Regions from separate parts of the Mus musculus genome. Here region 2 is linked to region 1. A link is a loop called in an ENCODE intact Hi-C map of the cell type or tissue named here. Cell type or tissue: heart. All regions are shown on one strand. Each heading gives the region's core, and the rest is flanking DNA. Links, peaks and the distances in the headings are about the cores only.

Region 1 (7,211 bases), core at 1-5,000:
TTTCAAGTAGCAATACTTACCCCAGAGGTGGCAGGAGAGGCCCTGGGAAGGAAGAAAAAGTCAATTCAATTCAAGCGCCTTTCCTTGCTTGACAGCCCCCTAGCCACTGCCTATCTCCTTCCAGCGCTCCTTGTCCTAAGCCCTTCCCTGAAGAAAAGACCAATTCTTGTCCCCTTTCCATCTTCTCTTCCCCCATCAGCACCAGACAGACCAGACAGGGCAGTTCTGATAGAGGCAGTGACAGGAGCCAGACTCGGGCTGTGATGAGGCAGAGACTGAACTCTAACTCTGAGCCTTTCCCAGCCTCCCATAGTCCCAGACTCACTAGAGAGCAGCGTGCAGTGTCCTGAGGCTCCATCAGTCTCTCCAGAGAGACGACCACAGGGTTTCGGCCCAGTGCCAAGGACAGCAGGAACCAGGACACAGGCATCTTCCAGGTGCCGGACAGCACCCAGGCCTGAGGCCCCGTCCTGCCCCCCCAAGGGGGGGCAGACCCCTCGCCCCTGCTGACAATCAGCCCCGTGTCCCTGGGAGAGAGCAAGGGCTAGAATTCCTCTCCAGCCATGCTTCCCCACTCCAGTGAGCCTGGACTCCAGGCCCAGTTTCAGCTGGAGTGCTTTCGATTTGGCTCCCAGCAGGCAGTGGCTGTTCCCGCCCCGCCCTGTCCCGTCCCTCCCACCAACTCCAGGCTTAGGAGCCAGCAGCTTTGGACCTGGGTGGTGGCTTCTCCTCCTCCTCCTTGGCTGGTACCTGGCTGGGAGGAGCCCTGGGAAGGCAGCACAGCTGGACTCACTACTGTGTAAAGGAACTCCTACCCCGGATCTCACCAAAAAACAAAGATTCTGATCGATCTGGTCAGAAAGACCCCAGGCTTGTGGCATGCCGGGTGTTTCCACTTCCTGTATGACCCTGGGATCCTAAGGTCCACTGGGTCCCCTCTTACTATGCTCAGGTTCTTCCCTGGGTCTCAGTGACAGTGACCCTCGTGAAACAGGAGCTCTGAAGACAACGGGCTGCTGTCAAAGGGCACCAGAAAGTGAGCTCCCCACTGCCTGGCCCAGGTTCAGGGGAGACGGAGGGGCAGTGAGGCCCGGGAGACCCCTTACTGGGCTGAGTTCTGTCGAGCTGTTGCTGGCACTGGAGGAGAGCGATGGCCATGCTGCCTAGCTTCCGGTTTTCCTTTGCTCTTGGAAGAATCATAGTGAGGAGAGGATCCAGGAGGCACTGGGTCCCCCTTGCCTTTCACAGGCAATGCTTGTGGGAATGAAAGGACTTGGGCTGGTGAGCTGTTCTAGAACAAGCTTAGGGCAGGCTTCCTGACTGGCCCAGGCACACAAGAGCAGCACACTGTTCCTTAATGTGTCTACTACGTTTGCTTTTATTCATCTCTCTTACCAATTGGGTGATGTAGGCTTCTAATCCTAGCACTCCGGAGACAGAGGCAGGTAGATAAACCTCTTTGTTCCAGGCCATCAAGGGCTACACAGTGGGCTTCAGTCTCAAACAAACAAACAAACAAATCAAACTACCTCTGGACGAGGCCTCCCTCTGGGGAAGGTGAGGGACTCCTGGCTGACGGGGTTTCTCTCAACTCTGCCGAGCAGAGCACCTCCCCCCGCCCCCACCCCCTTCAAGCGCTTGACACTTAGGCCCTGCTTTCCAATCCTGGCCTAGCCCTCCAGCCTGAACTGGAGTGCTCGATGCAGATGGTTGTCTTTTTTTTTTTTTTTTTTTTTTTCAGTTTTGAAAAGAAATGGAAAAATCGTCCCTCCTTCTCAGAAAGGGCTGAGGACCTATCAGGAAAGCCCAAGTTCCTCTCAGGAACTCTAAGAGGGAGCAAATGTGAGGGAGGTTGGTCAAGTGTGGGACTTAAGGTGAGTCTTACGGTTTGGGGGACAAGAAGCACCCCCAAAGAGTACATGTGTGAGGCCTCATTCTGGAGTTCCTGCTGTTGCTACACAGGCTGAGGCTACAGACAGCTGAAACCACAGGGACTATTGGTTGAGCCTTGGTAGTCATCTTTGGCAGCCTCAAGTTCCAGCAGGTGACACTGCTCCAGACGGTTTTTCAAGCACCGCTTAGCCCCAAGGTGACTCCAGCTGGAGGCTAGGGTGGCAGGCTGAGCATCCAGTGCTCTCAGCAGGCGCGGCAGGTCACGAAGCAGGCGGTAGCGTGGCAGAGCGCGCAGCGGCCGGGGGATGTCACCTTTGGCGCAGAGGCGACTGAAGTAGGCGAGCAGCAGCGGACGTGGAGCAGCGCACAACAAGGTGCGAAGGGACGCAGCCTGCGGGTCACCGCTGCAGGCGGTGCTGGGACCCGCACAGTTCCACAGGAGCAGCACTGTGCCCTGCTCCCGCGCCACGCGCTCCCGCGCTGCCCAAAGCCACGGCAGTGGTCCAATGCGTGCTACGTGCGTCCCTTCCCAGAGATCCACGATCACGTCGCGTCCACCTCCCAGCGCCGTCCGCAGCAGTTCGGCCAAAGCTCCCACCAGGCGTCGCTGTGCCTCTGAGTCCGCTGCATGTAGGAGTAAAACTGGCCTTGTTCGACCGGAGCCTAGGGACCGGAGCAACAGCTGAGTAGGGTAAGGGGCGTCTTGGGAGAGGAGGGGGAGTAGCGAGGACAGCCAGCGTAGCCCTCCCCTTGGGGACTCTGGCCTACATTCTAGGGTGTCCTGCATGCACAATGTGTCCTTTATGAGGATTTATTGCAATGAGTCAGTTCCCCAAACTGCTGAGGAAACTGTGAAGGTTTTAACGCACAGCAGGCTGCAGAGTAAATAGCCCTGTCGTCCCCAACACCGCCTTTTGCAGCAGGGTGGATGGTGGTACACAGACAAACTGCACCCACAGCCCTTTGCCCTGCCTTAACCATTCCTTCCCACTAGGGGGCCTAAGAGTAGCATAGCAGCCTGTGCTTTGGCCCTCTCTCAGTCAAAAAGTGCTGGGACCATCTGAATCTCCCACGACCAAAGGTGATTTTACCTGGCAGTAGGCGCCGGCCGAGGAGGACCAGAACTACACCCACTAGAGCGGTGAGAGCCAGCAGTGCCAGGATCAAGAGCCCGAGGTGTCTATGGGAGACTGAATCAAGCAGGTAAAGGCGAGCCATCTCTCGAGTGCCCATGCTCCCCCCCTCCTCACTCAAGAACTCACCATCAGGACACAAGACGTGCTTCCAGGCAAAATGGACATCTGACCTCCACACCTGAGGACACAGGGCCCCACTCATGTGAGCTAGCGTACCCCCTCCTCCCAGGGAAGGGGTCCCCGCTGGCTTGGGAATTCCTGCAGCTCTAGTTTTGTGTCTAATACACATGCCAGTGAGACCACAGGTGCTCCCACAGCTGGCCTGGGCTGGAGAGCTCAGACCAGCTGAAATAGTCAGCCACCAATGAGCGCTGGGCCTTGCCACCACACCTCACTGTGGACATGCAATACTCAGTTTCCTCTTTTTTTTTAATGGGAAGGCAAACTATAAGTGTTTTGTTTTTAAGACAGCATATAACTAGTGATGGCTAATTCCAGTTTAAAATACTTGGGCAAACCAAACACTTTAATGGACTCTGTGCTGGGGGTCTGTGAGGAGTAAGGGTAGGATTTCTTACCAGGATGCAATTCTCCTGCCTCAGGAAGGGGATGATGAGGTCTAGCGTCACTGGGACTGAGCCCTGGGTCTGTGGGGACAAAAAGTAGAATGGTTGTCCCCATACATGCAAATCTGATAGCGTCTCACCTACTCACCTAGCCAATCTATTAGAGGGCACAGTGACACTTCCAGAAAACTTCCCCAGCCACCCCAACTACCACTGACTTTCCTCAGATAGTAGCTGCTTTGGCTGAGTTAACACACACAGAGTGCCACCATGAGGATGGAGGGAGACACAGCCATTGTCTGTGTCCTGTGTGCATCCCTTCACCCACACAGCTGAAGAGGCGTCTTGTCCACTGGGGAGAATAAGCTTCGGAGGCTGCAGGCTGGGCGGAGGCTCGACTATAGCTTTTCTAATTCTGGGTTTGTGTCCTTTCTGTGGCCTTGGATGCAGACTCTTTATTTGCAGATGGGAGGCGGGGGCCAATAATCTTTAGTGGGTTACTGGGAGCATCAAATGGCAATATGTATATGGATACTTTAATAAACTTATATATAATTGTTGTGTATATAATTATAACTTACATAAATAGATATACACACACACATATATACTAAGCTGAGATATATGTATGTATTTATATACATGGGTAAATGGAGGCCGAAGCCTGTTCTGTATGTTCTTCTTATACTTCCTAGTGCATAATGCAGGGTGAGCAGAGTAGGCGCCCGGGAAATGTGTATTGAACCGGAGAGAACCGATTGCTGTCTGTCCACAGATGAGATGTGACTCCACTCTGTTTTCCATAAGTTAGTTACAAGACTGACCAGCCAACCCCACCCTTCAGGAGCACCACCTGCCTCTACTCTGCACCCCTTACATGCTTGACTCCAGTCTCAGGCTGGTAGATACTCATCATTACGTGTTTGCTACTCTCTGTCTGTTTGGGAGCCCACAGAGCTCAAAGCAATAGCCTAGCTGCAAGGGAGCCTTTGAGAGAGAACTGTATGTAGAGAGCACTGCGTGCTTGGTCAGCTTATCACTGTGGGTTTGTGAGTGAATCTGATTGTGGTTTTTAAATCAGATACACAGAACAAAGTCATCTAGTTAACCTATTATTATTATTTTTTTTTTTTTTTAGTTTTTCGAGTCAACCTATTCTTAGCCCACACAGTGGAGCGGCACCAGTGCAGTACTGTACAGTGAGTGCTTCAGCTTCTAGAGGTCTCTAGAGAGTTGGTGAACTTCTATACTAGTGCGTGGGAGAGGCATGAGACCTGGGGAGGACAGCTGGGGTGAGGGGTAGCATCAATATACAATGTGGGGCTGAGAAAATGACTTGGTGGGTGCATTGTCTATGCAAACATGAGCACTTGAATTTAAACCCTAAGTATCCAGAGTTGTTTGTTTTGTTTTTGTTTTTGGTTTTTTTTTTTTAAAGAGCTCGGTGGTGGTGATGGTGGTGGTGGTGGTGGTGGTGGTGGTAGTGCACACCTTTAATCCCAGCACTTGGGAGGCAGAGGCAGGCGGATCTCTGAGTCTACAGACTGAGTTCCAGGACACCCAGGGCTACATAGAGAAGCCCTGCCCGGAGGTGCAGGGAAGCCAAGCACAGCCATATATCCATGCAACCTCAGCACTGGGTCAGAGACAGGTGAATCCCAGGACAGCCAACGTAGCTGAAAACAGCAAGCTCCAAGTTCACTGAGAGACCTGGTCTCAAAGGAATAATGTAGAGAGATGAATAGAAGACCTCTGGTCTCTGTGTTTACACCCACAGGTTTGCACACCTACACATGCGTATGCGTACACCACACACACAAAATGCAGCAGTGGCGTCAGTGGGCTGGAGAGTAGCTGAAGAAGGGACACTGCTCTCTCTGTAAACTGAGGCACTGAAAGGCTTAGGAACTCCCTCCTGAAGGTCCCACAGATTGACAGAGGGCTAGTCATCCAAGGTTAATCAAGAAAATAATCTATGACAGATGCCGGGATGGGGGCTTTGTGGCTCCACCCACGCAGGCAGGGTCTGCCTCACTGAAGTAACAGGAAGGCTAGGGATACGCATTGGCCAAGAGGACCTGGTGGGAAGCAAACCCTAGCTAGGCCCTACCTGGCTGATGCTGTACACAGGAGGCATGGGGGTATCCGGCCCCAAACCTGGGTCACTCCAGGCAGCACTGAAGGTGGCATATGTCCTCGAAGAAAAGTGAAGCGTCAGCTGCTGGGCCTGGGTATCCATGCTCACAGTCCAGGATGGGAGAGAGCCTGTTTGTGGGAGGTGATCAGAGCTGGGTAGTTCTGGACCTGGAGGTCACAGGCGAGTGGGGGTGAGATGTGGGAGGGGGGATTTCCTACTGACTCACCACTCTGGTGGGGACATTCAACGTGGCTGCTGTTTTCAAATGAGAACTGAGAAACACAGGCATAGCAGGTCAGCAGGGTTCAGTCCCACCCCTTCTCCCACGGCCAGCCCCCTGCCCATGGTTGTACCTTAAAGCAGAGCTGGGGGTGCAAGTCCACATTCTCCAGGATATACCACTGTTAGGGAGAGGGGACTTAGTCAGGGAGAAGGTCCCTGGGCCCTGCCCCTGCCCATCTCAGTCCTGGAGGGAGGTGGCTGCCCTTACTCCTTCTGACTCCTGTGCTGTGGCGTTGGGAAGGGTTTCGCAGGGTGTGAGTGGGTCCTGCCTCCAGCAGAGGGAGGCCTCCAGTTTCAGTGGGCAGCGGAGTGTCAGAGCCATGACCATCTGATTGTGCTGGCTGTAGTCAGTGAAGCGTATTGACTGCCAGAAGTCTGAGCCATCTGGGAGGTGGCAGGTCCAAGGATGAAGCCATAGCCCAGCTGTAGCTCCATCTCCCCAACCCCTCTCCAGGGCATCAGGAGAAAATACCAAAGTTCCAGCACAAGTCCTGCGCAAAGGTGCTCAGCAGGTGAGCATGCCTCCACTTTCCCTACCTACCTTTCTACCTGGCCTTCTTGCCTTTCCCTTTCCATTCCAGGTCTCCACACTGTACTCAAAACATCCCGTACTCAAAATCTGTGCGGGCTCCTCTCAGAAGCTAAATGCCTTCTTCCCTGACTCTTCTTTCTGAATCCTGTCCATTTCCTGAGCTCAGCTCAGGCGAGGGCACCCCTGAGACCCTCTCTGCTCACAACAGTGTCTCAAGCTCCTCCTTCCCCATGACGACGTCCTGCAGACAGCCCTTGAAGATAACCCTGCCTGAGGACTAGGCTTTGTTACCTGTATCTGAGTGTTTTTCTCTTAAGGTCGGTGCTGTGCACACAGCACTCTAGACAATACCAGCCACTTTGCTGAAAAATAGTTCCTTCAAGCCTCATCAATAGTTTGGGATTTTACTGATGAAGGAAAGGGGGGAATCTGGGGATAATCTATGGCAAAACTGGGAAGTGAGCCTAGGTCTCTAGGTGGTCCTTTCACTCACCACTCCCTGGGTGAGACTCCTCCATTCACAACGCTCAGCACTTAGGGAGCTCATCTGCAGGTTGATGGCTAGACACTGCTCCCCCCAAAGAAATGTGCTCATGCCATCTGCTCTCTCTCTCTCTCTCTCTCTCTCTCTCTCTCTCTCACACACACACACACACACACACACA
Region 2 (7,211 bases), core at 1,436-6,435, 230 kb after region 1:
AATGCCCTCATTTACAGGGCAAAGATTATATAGCAGCTCCTGGAACACCCTTTAGACAGCAAGCAAGGAACTTAAGGGAAGAACTAGGAGCAGACATGGAGCCTCAGTGTTAAGAATAATTATCCACACCAAAGAACCATAACCCTTTACTACCTGATGAGCTAGTTCCTATCAGGTGTTTCAAGTCTGCTCTGCTGAGTACTGTTTCCCTACCTAGAGCCTGGGACAGACAACCTCGGTGTACATGGTAGCTCTTATTCTTAATTCTTACACATCAGGCTTGCATTAGCACAATTTATCATCAGGAACTGCACAAGCCACCCTTCTAGAATTTTAATTAGTCCTTGCAAGCCTTAATTATGAGGAGGCCGGGAATTATCAAAGAAAAACTAAGGACAAAGAATGAAAAACTTGCCTAGTGTTAGTTACAGAGTCAGAAAATGGACAAGTAGTAGGATGCTAACTCAAGCAGTGTGACTGTAGGCCCAGGCTCTTAAGAGACAAGCATGGGAAACACCCCTAAGCATGTCCTGAAAGCTGGGCATGGTGGCACAAGCCTGTAACCCCAGCACTTAGGCAGTGGAGGCAGGAGGATCAGAAGTTAAAGATCATTCCTATGGCTACAAAGTGAGCGCATGGCCAACTCAGGCTACATGAGGGTACTACCTCAATAAAATACAGTCTGTCTTGATATGTCATCATTCCTTCCAACTACACCTACTAAAGACAAAAGATGGCCCTGAAGTTGTTCAGAGAGGTGAAAGTATGTCTGCTGTCTTAGGTCAGTGAGGTCAAACAGAGGGGTGAAAGCTGCAGGGCTGGGACTCTCCACTTCTCATCTGAAGCTGTACTACTTGGCCAATCAAACTCAAACCTTAAGTCCGTAAAGATGCCAGGAACTAACCCCACCTGAGCAAAGTGAGCATGCCCTGCCCAGTCTCCTGACCGTGGGGATGAGCCTCTGAGGTCCACCCGACATGCACACTACAGTCACAGGATGCTCACGTGTCTTTCTCTTTCTCAGAACTCTCATACTCCAGGAATACGATGTGGCGGGGGTAGTGGCCGCAGATATCACCATTCACATTTGGAATCACGCTGAAACAGTAGTCACGGCCAAATAGCTCCAGACATCTCTTCTCAATGCGTTCAACCTGCATAGAGAAGGAGACTTGAGCCTGAAGAGAATTCTCAGGTTCTGAGGGCATGAGCTTAAGTGGCCCATGATCCAAAGAGGCCCCTGGGAGTGAGTGACAAGCAATTCTGTGATCATCATTCAAGGCTGGGAAGAAACATGATGCTGGACCGTGGGCTCTATATTAACTCACGTGTGGCATGCTTCAGGTGGTACCTAAGCCCGTTAGCCTCACTGCACAGAAGACTGTGGAGTCACAGGGAGGCTGGGCACATAGTGAGACCTTGTCCCAAAAAACAAAGCAACAGTAACTGTTGCTTTAGGTTACTATTATAGCATTAACACATTATGTTCTTTTAACACCAAAAAATCTTTTTTTCTGTTCTACAGCCCCAGAAACTCCAGTTGAAGCTCCAGTCAGCTGGGCACGATGGTGCACATCTACAATCTTATTACATGGGATGTTGAGGCAGGAGGATGCCGAGTTCAGTGTGTGCGTGCATGTGTGTGTGTATATTTATATATGAATTACTATATATCTCAAGACCATGTCTCAACAACACCTACAAAAATAAAGAAGCTCTAGTCAGCAAAATCAGTAAAAGCTGCAGACAGTTGTCTCTTTACATACCATCTGCTTATAAAACTAAAGGCAAGGCTCCCTTCTAAAATTAATCCTTTTGTTCACAGTTCAGTGAAAAGCCCACTGGAAGAAAAGCTTACCGCCTGTAACACATCAAGAACTTTGCAAGAGATCATGAAGCCTGGAGCAGTATTAAGACCAGTTGTGGTGAGAGTAAGGTTTAACTTGTAAAACTCTAATCTTCACAGACATTCAGAGGGCAGTGAGATCCATCAAAATCACACACCTCCTATAACCACTCAAAAGATTGCCCTCGAAGTCAGCTGTGGTGGCTCACACGTGTATGTAGTCCTTGGGAGGCTAAGGCAGGAGGATTATTAGTTACAAGCCATCCTGGGATAATGACTGTGAAACCAAGCCAGGGCCACAGACAAAAAACCACGCCTCAACACACACCAAGGCTGGTGATGTAGCTCAGCTGGTAGAATGCCGGTCTGGCATGCATAAAAACCTGTGTTCAATCTCCAGCACCACAGAAACCAAGCATGAGGGTAAACACCTGTAACCCCATCACCTAGGAAGTGGAGACAGAAGGACAGGAGTGCATGACTGGCCTTGGTTGGGATAACGCATTTAAGGCTTTTCTGAACATACAGTACAAATTCTAGGGTCTGCCTCCCCAGACATTGTGCTTTAAGAGAATCTAAGACCAGAAATCTTTGTGTTTAACAAGAGCTCCAAATGATGCCAATTATAATCTGAAAGGTACTTAATTGTCTGGTCCGATAATACCACATTAGTGATCTTTCTTAGGTTGTTACTTCAGAGATTAATAGAAGATGTCTCAGCCCCTAGGTAACCTCTGGGGCCAAACCAGTTTTATGGCCCAGCACAGAGACCAACGCCAATGTGTAATGCCACACTGGGAAAGAGAAAGGGCCGGGTCTATCAGTGCTGAGGTCAGTATGCCTCGACCAGATCAGCAGCTCTCTTTTCAGGCCTGGTGACTAGGGCAGAGGGAAATTCCCGGGGTGGGGGGACAACGGACAGAGACTTCTGATAAAAGGAACAGAAAGGGAATGTGGGTTCTCTTCTTGCTCTACAGGAAAGGAAAGGGAAGGGCCTAAGTCATGCTGGTACCTTATAAGGAGGTGACACACTCCGCTGTTCTCTGGGCTCCATAATGTCACACTACTCCAGACTTCTACTCTGATCTCTGGTCCAGAGGAGTCTCTTCCCCATTTTTACTTAGATTTTAGGGGTTTTGTTTTTTGTTTTGAATCTGTTGGTAACCCCTCCTAGGCTCACGAAGGGTAGCGTTCCTATTGTCTAACCTTTGCACCTGGCCCACAACTCCGACCCTTGACCTCCAAACCCCTGTTAAAGCAACCCCCCACCCCAAAACCCACAAGGAGCTTCGGTCCTCCTCTTTGGTGTAAAGCCGGATCCTTACTCTCTGAGTCCATATCCTGGATAAGTTCCTCTCCCGTGCCTCCCCAAGGAGGTCTCATTCCAGCTCTCCTCCCATCCCGAACCACAGTCTTCCCTCGGTAACTCAGGCCAGGGACCAGTTCAGGTCGTTGCACCTTTGGGGCTCACCTTAGAGCCGCTCTTCCCGCCGCTGTCCTTGGCACGGTACTGAGTCCGGGAGAACTCCTCCAGCAGCTCCCAGAGCCCGGGCTCCTGAGGCGGCGGGCTGCCCGACGAGGCGGTGGAACCCGCCGAGGCGGCGGCGGCGGCCCGAGCACCCGCCATGCACAGCCTCGAGTCCCCTCAGGGCGCCTTCCCCCAGCCCATGGCACCTGAAGCTCGGACTCCGGCTCTAAAACCTCCTGAACCGACTCAGCCGCCGCCTTCTTCTTCCACTTCCGGCCCCGCCCCACCTCTCCGGATGTTTACTCCCGCCGCAGCCAATCAGAGCCCGGGGTTCGTGCCCGGCCCACAGGTCCCCGGCCCACCCCTGACGCGGAGGGATCCAAGTGGCCTCACGGCGGGGGCCGCGCTCCGCCCAAGGGGTTTCCCCGGGGGAAGCCGGGCTAAACCACCGCGGCTGCGGGGAGGGGAAAGGCGGGAACCATTGGCAACAAGAGAGGAAGGAACCGCCGGAGGCCTGAGTTAGTGCTGGCAGCAAGAAGACGAGAGCTGCAAGAATCAAAACAGCATTTCAAACAGCACTTCTCCACTGCTCTTATGGACGTCCCTGCCAATATAGCGTGGACCATCATCCTATTTATTTAAAAAGATTTTCTAGCTGGTGTCAGTAGGCAAACGCCAGAGGATGAAGCGTGAGAATCAGGCATTTGAGACTAGCCCAGACCACACCTTAATTTTTTAAAAATGTTTAAAAAAGTGTAGATAATAATGTTCCTTCATTTTCCTATCAGCTGCTTTCATCATAAATCAACACGTGCCAATCTCCTGCTCAGTTCTTCCCTGTCTAGGGAGTTGTTTGTGTATTGGGCTGGTGTTTGTTGTTTGATGTAGGTAATTATTTGTGGTATAGCCAAGGCTGGCCTTGAACTCCTGACTCACCTGCCTCCACTTTCTGGGTGCTGAGAATCTCAAATATCAGTCCCAAATTCCTAGAATTGTTAGTCTCAGAAGATGTGTGTACTATCTACCCCCAAGTATTGATGTTTAGAGAGAAGGTGTTAAGGCCTCCTTCAGTATTGTATATCTGAGGGAGAATTGCTCATTTGGCCATCAGTCAGACAGTTGATTAAGCTATAACTTATGTCGAAAGAAAACTCTCAAAATGAAATTGATGCTGTGAAAACATAGTAAGTTAACATAGTGCCTAAAAGTACTCATTTTCTTAGATTTGTAAAGAAATCTAAGGAAAACACAAACCACAACCCCTGCTGACTGTCAGTCACTCTTCATGCTCAACTAGGTCCTGTCCTGAATTCTAATACTGGAAATTAGTTTTCCCTTTTGGCGATGGTCAAATAGAATCAAAATATGCATTTTTTAAAAAAATTATTATTTAGTCTCGTCTTCTAAACTGTGATGATTATTCTTGCTTCCCAACTTGGGGAAAGGACTCTTCAGTTGAGTAATTGCCTCCACCTGGTTGGCCTCTGAGCATGTCTGTGGGGCCTTTTCTTGATTGCTAATTGATGCAGAGGGAGGTATCCACTTTGGAGAGGTGGTCCTGGGTTGTAGAATAAAGCAGGCTGAGAGAGTTACAGGGATCAAGCTGGTAATCAGTGTTTATTTCTCCATGGCCTCTGCTTCACTTTCTGCCTCCAGGTTCTTGCTTGAGTTCCTGTCCTGCCTGATGGTCCTCAATGATGATGTCACTGATGTGACAGTGTGAGCTCAATAAACCTCTTCTTGGCTTGCTTTTGTTTTTATCATAGCAACAAAAGTAGAACAAACATAATGTCTCTAAGATTTTTCTAGTCAATCGCAATGGCTTACACCTGTGAGTGAAGCCTTCCGAAAGCTGAGGCAAAAAGACAAAGGAGCCATCAAGACCAGCTGTGGTACTACAGTGTGCGACTCTCAAAAAAATCTGTTGCTATGAGTTATTTTGTAGATATTTTTGGTAAATACACACACACTGTCTCACCAGCCCTACTAGTGATATCTTATTGGGCTTTAAAAAAAAAAATGCAGCCGGGTGTGGTGGCGCACGCCTTTAATCACAACACTTGAACACTTGGGAGGCAGAGGCAGGCAGATTTCTGAGTTTGAGACCAGCCTGGTCTACAGAGTGAGTTCCAGAACAGCCAGGGTTATACAGAGAAACCCTGTCTCAAAAAACAAACAAACAGACAAAAAGCAACCACCCTTCCTCCATTCCAGAGGGTCTTATGTAGCCCAGGATGGCCCCAAGGTCCCTGTGTAGCTGAGGATCACCTTATACTTCTCTGCCTCTTCCTCTTGAGGAGATACAAGCATGTAGTAACATGTCTAGTTTAGCAGTGCTAGAGACCTTTGTGAATCAAACCTAAGGCTTGAGTAGATAGGCAAACACTGTACCAACTGAACTCTACAGAGCTCCTCTTTTAATTTTGGTAACAGAATCTCACTATATTACCCAGACTGGCAATAGACTCTGCGGCTCCAAGAACCTTCCTACCCCAGGCTCTAGATAAAAACTGAATCTGGCCAAAAATCAAGCTTCTTTATATTTCAAGCTGAAATATAGAATACATACGCGTGAATACAGCCGCTTTAATTGTGACTGTTGACAAAGTATAAAATCCTCATTCGGAGGTGATCCTCCAATTATATTATCACCCCAGAAAACACCCTCGTCCTCTGCTGGTTGCTCTCACTCAGCGCCACCCCCAGACGGCCACCAACTTGCTTTCTGTCACTAGACATTCCTATAAATGGAATCAGACAACGTGTCCTCTCCTGCATCTGGCTTCTTGGGTAGAGTTAATTTTGGTTTGAATTTGCATATCCCTGATTAATGAAGCTGATCACCTTTTCCATATTTATTGCTGATTTGAATATTCTCTCTTGGGTGCTTGTAAACATCTTTTACCCATTTTTCTTTCCTCCTCCTTCCCCCCTCTTCATTTGGTTTTGTTTCTTTGGGGATCATGGGCATAGACTCACTGTGTATCCGCAGGCTGGCCCGGGATTCACTATGTAGTCCAGGATAGTGTATACCTCTCCCTCCAGCATTCAGGAAGCAGAGACAAGGGACTGAGAGTCAAAGCCTGCCTGAGATACCCAGGGAGTTCCAGGCTAACATTCAGGTGCCACCATGTCTAGTTCCCAACTGTTTTTTTAAAAATGACTTTAAAGTATTTTTGAAATGGGGTCTCATACATATCAAACTTGATAACCTTGAACTCCTGGTCTTCTGGTCTCCACTTCCTGAGAGCTGGGATTACATGCCACTCCACCTGTTCTGCAATACTGGGGTGGAACCGAGGCCTTCCTGCAAGGTAGGCAAACACTACGCCCACTGAACTACATACCAGCTCTGAGATTTTGTGCTTAGTGTAAATTAGAAGTAAAAAATCTTTTTCTTCTCAACTTCTCTCCCCCCTCCCTCTTTCTCTCTCTCCTTCTCTCCCCTCTTTCTCCCTCTCCCGCTCCCTACACACACACACACACACACACACAAAAGGTGTACTACTATTCCTATGCCCGTGATATTTCCCAATTTCCATCTAGCCCAACTGCTGTAAATTGTAAAAATCTGTCTCAGGGCTGTTTTTTGTTTTTTGTTTTGTTTTTGTTTTTTGCTGGATCTGAGCAGCTCAATAAACCCTTTTATTTTAGAGGTGCTTTAATATCAAAAGTTTTATTTTAACATTTTTTTAGAAGAATACCTAATAGATTCAAAGAAACTTATTGAAAAGTTATCACCTTTGGTTTAAGTCAGGGATGACATGTTTTTTAAATGACTACATGTGGGCATAAATGTCTTTGCATAGTCCCTTTCTTCCCATTAAGATTCCAACAAGGAAAAGTGCATAGTCTCACATATAGTTCTAACCCCTGAGAGACTGTGGCAGTAGGATT

Evidence for each region. A loop is a pair of places that touch in the nucleus more often than their neighbours do. Peaks named below come from ENCODE experiments on the same cell type or tissue, not always from the same donor. Only the 100,000 strongest peaks of a DNase experiment are listed, where the experiment ranks them.
Region 2: a loop joins it to region 1, with 3.0 times the contacts of the local background. A loop is called at or near these places in 1 of 42 quality-filtered maps.

The regions. Positions count from the first base shown.
Region 1 is chr6:113,464,902-113,472,112 of GRCm38, reverse strand. Il17re (interleukin 17 receptor E) reads right to left here. Exons shown (of 15, transcript NM_145826.6): 8 at 6,223-6,398; 9 at 6,086-6,133; 10 at 5,959-6,004; 11 at 5,706-5,860; 12 at 3,608-3,676; 13 at 3,156-3,207; 14 at 2,985-3,083; 15 at 1,355-2,556. The coding sequence ends at 1,970. Il17rc (interleukin 17 receptor C) reads right to left here and starts at 658. Exons shown (of 18, transcript NM_178942.1): 1 at 326-658; 2 at 21-42. The coding sequence starts at 430. It overlaps Gm52872 (a long non-coding RNA gene), which reads left to right and starts at 2,509. Exons shown (of 2, transcript XR_003956348.1): 1 at 2,509-2,584; 2 at 2,934-4,160. In heart, for the core only: CTCF peaks have their summits at 2,508 and 2,845 (motif pointing right); DNase peaks (open chromatin) are centred at 652, 2,482 and 2,982; H3K4me3 peaks cover 2,019 bases; H3K27ac peaks cover 1,781 bases; H3K27me3 peaks cover 2,942 bases.
Region 2 is chr6:113,234,228-113,241,438 of GRCm38, reverse strand. It overlaps Mtmr14 (myotubularin related protein 14), which reads right to left and starts at 3,596. Exons shown (of 19, transcript NM_026849.2): 1 at 3,318-3,596; 2 at 1,006-1,154. The coding sequence starts at 3,473. In heart, for the core only: no CTCF peak of the experiment used is centred there; a DNase peak (open chromatin) is centred at 3,688; H3K4me3 peaks cover 2,142 bases; H3K27ac peaks cover 1,517 bases.